Regions from separate parts of the Homo sapiens genome. Here region 1 is linked to region 2. Evidence: chromatin contacts called from ENCODE Hi-C or POLR2A ChIA-PET data. All regions are on one chromosome and are shown on one strand. The core of a region is the stretch at or near the end of the contact, and the rest is flanking DNA. Distances in the headings are between cores, read along the strand shown.

The links. Hi-C counts contacts between places; a loop is a spot of excess contacts on that map. ChIA-PET counts read pairs that join two places held with the same protein, here RNA polymerase II (POLR2A). Pooled maps may share reads with other maps.
Region 1: a loop to region 2 is called in a pooled map, with 2.7 times the contacts of the local background. The contact joins two enhancer-like sites. A Hi-C loop is called at or near these places in 1 of 168 maps with a recorded cell type or tissue (breast epithelium) and 2 of 50 pooled maps. POLR2A ChIA-PET finds 5 or more read pairs at or near these places in 2 of 52 experiments (T-cell and WTC11).

The regions. Positions count from the first base shown.
Region 1 is chr3:176,948,836-176,952,868 of GRCh38, reverse strand. No RefSeq gene overlaps it. Among named protein-coding and RNA genes, the nearest start is that of TBL1XR1-AS1, 87 kb to the left of the region's middle. Within about 2 kb of position 1,553, at least 6 of the 41 ENCODE cell types and tissues checked have a DNase peak (open chromatin) inside an H3K27ac peak, as active enhancers do.
Region 2 is chr3:176,905,273-176,908,923 of GRCh38, reverse strand. No RefSeq gene overlaps it. Among named protein-coding and RNA genes, the nearest start is that of LINC01209, 90 kb to the right of the region's middle. Within about 2 kb of position 2,305, at least 5 of the 41 ENCODE cell types and tissues checked have a DNase peak (open chromatin) inside an H3K27ac peak, as active enhancers do.

The DNA.
Region 1 (4,033 bases), core at 304-2,803, 45 kb before region 2:
TCCTTTTCTTAAAAAATTAATCAAGATATTTAATAGATGATAGTGCAAACTATAATTTCATTTGAATACAAATGTGTGCACATGTTTCCAACAAGTTATCTAGCAGTTACTACAAACAGCCTCAAGGACCTTAGAATTATATTTAAAAACTCTATGGCTGCAATTTAATTCTAACAATCTTACTTGCTCTCAAGAGAATATTGTCAATTTCAAATAAGAATCACAAACTCCGAAAGACCAGTGGAGTGGGAATGAGGAGTGGGCAAGAGAGGTACATACAGGGTTGAAGAGAAATACAACTCTTTAGGAAACCAAAATCAGATGTATTATTACAGCTAAGGACAAGGGAAGGTCTATGACTTTTAAAAAATGGCTTTTCTTCCAGTACCATACAAGTCTGACAGAGAAACGTGGAACAAGTTGCCTGTCTTAAAAGGACAGAGATGACATTTTCAGACACCTTCAAGTGCAAACAAGTGGCTCTTTCCATTGAGGATTCAGCAGTGAAGTTATGATATCTAGCCCAGAAGCTAAATGTTGGATTTGCAAATACAGTTTATTTTATATAATTCAACATCATAAACAGCAGGCATCTGCTGCTCTGCTTACTGCCCCCTGCCCCGGCCAGTTTTCCCCTCCCCTGTGCAGACTCTGTAGAGGAAGCAGTGATGCAGCCCTATGGCTTTGAAGTGAGATGAGTTCTTCTAATTCCGCTATGAGCTCATTCTTGTCAAACTCTTCCAGACCCTGCAGGTCTTGAAATCGTTGTTAAAATCTCCTCTGCAAGTTCTTGCTGGTCAGCAACATCCTGCATTAACTCCTCGACTCGACCCGTGGCGTCCTGGGGGTCAGGCCGCCCTCGTAAGCCTTACTCCCTCCCACCCCAAACAGCTTCCTGGATACCTGAACACTGATTTGGTTGCTGTTCCAGTGTCTGCTTCCAGACCCCTCCAATATTTCTTAAAGTATATTTCATTTCTTTAAGGTTTTCAGGGACCCATTTTCTTCCCTTATTTTTGCTCCATATTTTTATGCCTGCATAATTCTTGTCCTACTGGCCAGATTGTAGCTTTTGGGAGTGAACAGTAAGAATGGAATGCCTTGAATTTGCATTGGGCGAGCTGGAGATTAAATTTATTTTCTTTCCTCTATAAGGCCCCAATTTGTGTGTGTGTGTATTTTAGTAAGAATGCAGTGCCAGCCTCACACCTTAATGTACTGTAAAATGTCTCATTTACCTGTCCTCTTTTTTTGGCTGTTTTTCCTTTTCCTTTTTTACACCTGTTTGCTCCACATGATTCCAAAGAGATGAGAAACAATTTATTTGAGCTTTTGTGTTGCTTATTGTCAGTCTGAAAAACAATTGCCAATAAACTGTATTGATTCATATCATTAAACATACATGGACTCACACATACACACGCAATCAAATTTTAGTGTGACCAAATTGCAAAATATGTCTTCAGCATGGTTGCCTTGTCAGTGACCAGCTGAGACTGCTGATACAGGGCCCAGCATACGTATGCTCCTTGGCTGTACTGACCAGCTGGCATGTGGCACCATGCTGGCACAGGGTCCTGTCAGTCAGCCCCACAGGCATGCCATTCACCCAGAATTAGAACCAAAGGGAAGATCTTTTTTTTGTACACTGTTAGCAGAAGTGACCTTTCCCAATGGCTTAGAATAATTTTGTAAGTGCGAAGGAGAGCCATTTATTAGCATAAGTTCTTCAACAGCCTTATTTAAGGCTAGAACCCGGTGATTTTTAATTGCAAATATTGGCTGTGAATTGCTGGAAGGTGTAATAATGTTATTCCTGTTTTGAAATTCCATTACACAGGACTGAGTCAAAGAGCGTCTGTGAGTCACCTGAATTTCTCTCCTGGGCAGCCACACATTTGATTTTGAATCATTGTGCTGCCTTGGATCCAAGGAGAGGCCCACTGTTGTTTTCACCTCTAGCCCTTGTCATCCTCTCTAGTTCTGTTTTAATGATGAGGGATGGTAAACTGGGCTGGGAATCAAGAGATGAATATTTGGACTACATTTCTACCGCAATGAGTTGCATGACCTGTGATTAGATAGGCTGGGATTTAATGGTAATTCACTGAAAAATTGCCATACCAGTTATCACCATGTCACCCAAAGATGTCCAGGATTTAGGATTTATCATTCATTTAATAGTCACAACAAACAAAACAAAATACACTCAAGGCCAAATCCACATCTGGTTGGGAATCCTAGTATCTCTGTGGTGGGGGTAGGGTTAAACTGTTCCTGGCACATTTTTCTTTGCTTTCCTAACCTTGATTTCCTGCTTCTGTTAAATTCTTATTCCCTGTTTGCATCTCACCTCCTGGCCATTTTTTTTCCTTTTCTATTTTTGTCATTAATTCCATATATGGAAGACAACTTTGTCTTTAATTTTCCACCAATTTCTTTTACCCAAGACAGTGTATCTTGCAGATTTTTACTGAAAGTCTGGCATAAAGTGTGTGTATGTGTGTGGGCGGGTGGGTGGTGGTGCTAGAAGTTGAATTGCATATTCCCCTAACCCCAAATTCATGTGTTTATGTTTTAATCTTCAGTACCCCAGAATGAGACCGCATTGAGAGATAAGGGTCTTTAAAGAGGTAATTAAAGTTAAATGAAATAATTGAGATGGGCCCTAATTCAATATGACATGTGTCCTTATAAGAAGGGGAGATTTGGACATGGACACACAGAGAAAAAGAACATGTGGAGACCCAGGAAAAAGCCATCTCCAAGCCAAGGAGAGAGGTCCCAGAAGAAACCCACCTTGCCAACACCTTGATCTTAGGCTTCTGGACTCCAGATTTGTGTTGTTTAAGCCACTCAGTCTGTGGTAATCTGTTATGGCAGCTCTAGCTGACTAATACAGCAGGGAGATCTCAGAATAGAACACTGCATGGGAAACAATTTAAAATGGAAGAGTAGCCATCTTTATTTTAAAGATCTCTGGGCTTCTCTCACCAATGAAAATTTCTCGTGGCCAGTTTTTCTTTTTAAGATCTGGTCTTTTTTTTTTTTTTTTTTCCATGTTGTCAATGTCTTTCTTTTCCTTATGCCTTATCTCTCCCCCATTTTACCTCTAAGGAGGAAGAACTCTGACATATGTCAAGGAGGAATGGGATTTTTTGGGAAACACATAGCTAGATGGGGGAAATTGAGGAGTTCAGACACATGCTTGGGGGTCAGACAGGACTGGCAGTTCACATCCTGGCTCTACTACCTCCCAGCTGTGGATTTGGGATCGATTACTGAACCTTTCCATTATTCTGCTCCTTATCCGTAAGTTGACGATTGTGTTGGCACTTACCTGACCGTAAAACAGTGCATGTAGAACACGTAGCAGAGTGCTGAGCTCAACAAATACAAACTGCTATCATTAAGTCACCATCCCACCAAGGGGTGCATTCATGGGTGGAGAAAAAGGATGATAAATTGATGAAGGTGCCCAACCAGCCCATGTGTAAATACGAAACATGATCACATTTCCTCGAATATACCAATGGGGAAGGCAGACCCTTCTCTTTGAGTGAATGCCGTCTCTTTCTCTTTCTTTTAAACGAGGTCTGCTGTCTTCACTTCTTGGTATGCCTCCTGTTCAGGTGCCATCAGGTTCTTTGAGGGCCTTGTAACACCAAGGTGAGCCAAGACAAAGGAGCCATTGAATGAATGTCTTAAGTTTGCCTACAGAACAGATCAAGATGTCCTTTTGTCTCACAGATGCTCCACCCAGCTTACAAGGTAGAAGAAGAGAAAGGAGTTTGGGGCAGATATTTTAGTTAATAATAAATAATGTTTGTGTGTATATGCGTGCATATTTTAGATGACCTGGTGTGGCTGTAAACAGTGGGATAAGATTCAAGAATACGGAAATCTGACCCTTGTCACTTTTACCACAACCAAAGTAAAACAACCTTTGTTGTTGTTATTTGGGCATAAGTAGAAACAGCTTATTCTAACTACACTGCTGGCATCAGCTCATTTCAAGACAGACCAGCATGGC
Region 2 (3,651 bases), core at 1,056-3,555:
GTTTTCGAAACCCGACTCAGACATCACCTCCTCTGGGAAGCTATCTTTAACTCTCCTAGCCTGACCTTGTCCTCCAACTTTCCTTCCTTTTGTTGCATATTTCACACAGTATTATGAATTTTGACTATATTTCTGTCTCATTTACTGAATTGTAAGTTCCCTGAAGGCATCATATGTATCTTTTTAAAACTTTTACTTTAGGTTCAGAGGTACATGTGTAGATTTGTTTTATAGGTAAACTCATGTCACAGGGGTTTGCTGTACAGATTATCTTGTCACCTAGGTACTAAGCCTAGTACCCAATAGTTATTTTTTCTGATTCTCTCCCTCCTCCCACCCTCCACCATCTAGAAGACCCCAGTGTCTGTCGTTCCCTTCTGCGTGTCCATGCTTTATCATTCAGCTCCCACTTATAAGCGAGAACATGTGGTATTTGGTTTTCTGTTCCTGTGTTAGTTTGTTAAGGATGATGCCCTCCAGCTCCATCCATGTTCCTGCAAAGGACATAATCTCATTTTTTTATGGGTATGTAGTATTTCATCATGTATATGTACCACATTTTCTTTATCCAATTTGTCATCGATGGGCGTTCAGATTGATTTCTTGTCTTTTTGTGTGCGTGTGTGAATAGTGTTGCAATGAACATACGTGTGCATGTGTCTTTATGGTAGAAAGATTTATATTCCTTTGGGTATATACATAGTAATGAGGTTGCTGGGTTGAATGAACCTCTTTCTTATACCATATACAAAAATCAACTCAAGATGGATAAAAGATTTAAATGTAAAACCTAAAACTATAAAAACCCTGGAAGACAACCTAGGCAGTGCCATTCTGGATACAGGAACTGGAAAGGATTTCATAACAAAGATGTCTAAAGCAATCACAACAAAAGCAAAAATTGACAAATGGGATCTAATTAAACTTAAGAGCTTCTACACAGCAAAAGAAACTATCAACAGAGTGAACAGACAACCTACAGAATGGGAGAAAATATTTGCAAACTATGCATCAGACAAATGTTTAATATCCAGCATCTATAAAGAACTTTAACAAATTTACAAGAAAAAAACAAAAAAAACCTATTAAAAAGTGGGCAAAAGACATGAACAGACATTTTTCAGAAGAAATATACATGTGGTCAAAAAGCATTTGAAGAAAATCTCAATATCAATGATCATTAGAGAAATGCAAATCAAAAATACAATGAGATACCATCTCACACCAGTGGGAATGGCTACTATGGAAAAGTAAAAAACTAATAGATGCTGGCAAGGTGGTGGAGAAAAGAGAACACTTACACACTGTTGGTGAGAGTGTAGATTTGTTCAACCATTGTGGAAAGCAGTTTGGCGATTCCTAAAAGAGCTAAAAAAGGGAAATGTATCTTATTCTTGTCTGTGTCTTCAACAGTTGGCATAGTACTTGGTGCATAGCACGTTGCTCAAGAATTGTTTTGAGGGAATTTATCCGCAAACAATTATTAGATAGTATATTTTATTTATTTTTTTAGAAACAGGGTCTGTCTGTCTCCCAGGCTACAATGCAGTGGTGAAATCATGGCTCACTGCTGCCTTGAACTCCTGGGCTCAAGTGATCCTCCTACCTCACCCTCCTGAGTAGCTGGGACTGCTGGTGTGTACCACCACACCTGGTTAAATTTTAAAATTTTGTAGAGGCAGGGTCTTGCTATGTTGACAAGGCTGGTCTTGAACTCCTGGCCTCAAGTGATCCTTCTGCCTTGGCTTCCTAAAGTGCTGGGATTAGAGGCATGAACCACCATGCCTGACCAGTATCTTTAAAAGTAGAGTTATTTATTTTTATGATTTTTCAGATGAGGAATTTGAGACCAAGATTTATAATTCATACAAAATAAAAACCAGAGGGAAGCTTAAAGATCATTTAGTTGAGACCTGTCATTTTGCAAATTAATAAACTCAAGTTCAGAGGGTGACTTGTCCCAGATCAGTCAGGGAGCCGGAGACCTAGTTGCAGATCAGAATCCAGTCTTCTGGTTCTCACTAGGGTGCTTTTCAAACAGCCACTTGCCTGGTTGTCAGGTGGCATGGCCACCAGTTATATCCCTTTTCTTCTGAAAAGCCAGGCTGACAGGGTTGATAAATTAGTAGTTGATTCTGATACTGATGGAAAACAGGTTCTGTAAGCTTATTTTTATTATGATATGGAGGAGCTGTAGTTCGTTGGGAAACAAATCCCTTCAATAACTTGGCTGGGAAAAGGGCCTTTTTGCCTTTTCTCCCATTACTCTTCCTGCTGTGTGGAATGCTTTTGTAATGGTTGGAACTCTGCCAAACATCTTGGACTGTGAGGTAACCTTGAAAACTGAAGCCATTTGCCAAGTTTTTGGAACAGAGTTTAGCCTACATCTCTGATGTCACTGGGAAGAGTCGATACAAAATCTGTACTGTTTCCATCTGGACTTCTTTTGTTTGAGAGTGTCATATAATAAATTTTCGATTTGCTTGAGCAACTATTATTTGGCTTTTATTTTTCCATGCAATTGCCTCTATCCTAACAGAAACATTCATACTTCTATTTTTATTTTATCAGAGCAGTCTCAACAATGCTACCTGCTTTTATTTTCATTTGAATTATATACCTGATGTAGATCCTATTTTAAACATTTGCATTTCACTTAGCTCTGACAGGCAATCCGTCACTTTGCTGGGTTCAAGCCAATCTCCTCAAAAAACAAAAAACAAAAAACAAAACAAAACATTAGAAAGCAAGTTTTTTCAGCAACTTAATTCCTGAGGCTCTGACACATTAACTCCACTGACAGAATAAACTGTTACACATTTAAGCACCTTTTTACCTTAAGGGAATTTCATTAGACATGGAACCTCTAACACGTTCAAGAAGGGGCCAGGGAGAATCCTTCTGACATCCTTTCTCAATTTTAAGAAAAGAAAGAATATAGAAACCACAAACCTATGTGATGAAAGGAAAGTGTCATTAGGGCTAAGGATGAATCTCCCAGAGACACTTTTCTTTTCTTGACATAGATGTAGGTGATTTCCATTACTACCTTTACTTAGTGTAAAACGTCCATTATTGTAACATGTGAGAGTCCTCATCGTTGCATTGGCCACCAGGCATAAGGATCCATAGAATACTGTAGCCATCTTTGGTTGCTTTCTTATGGACTGGGTTCTGAGACACATCCTCCTCTCTTGCTTCTAACAAGCTTTCTTTTGTAAGGCAATGTGGTTTCTGTCATAAAATATAAACTTAATTAAGCTCTGTTAGGTGCTGCATTCCTTGTGGAAAAGGGAAAATGGATGAACTGTAATAAAGAAGAATTGGCCTAGGCAAACATTTGTGCTATTTTTCACTGGCATTTCTGGAAATTAAGCTATTAAATCAGGAGAGCAGGTCAGGCTGGTTTGATATTTATTTTTCATTCCTTGACTGCAAAATAACAGGCTTAACTTATAATGACATAAAATCAACACCTACTGTGTTCCATTCATTAATTCTGGCATTCTATCAAAAACATCTCCCAGGTTCGTCTAATATGAGTTTTTTTTTCCTTCATAAAAGCCTGAAGCATATTAGTCATAATGCCATTATATTCTAGAAGCTTTAAAACAATTTCTATAATTCCTCTCATGCCCTGCCTAGGACTTT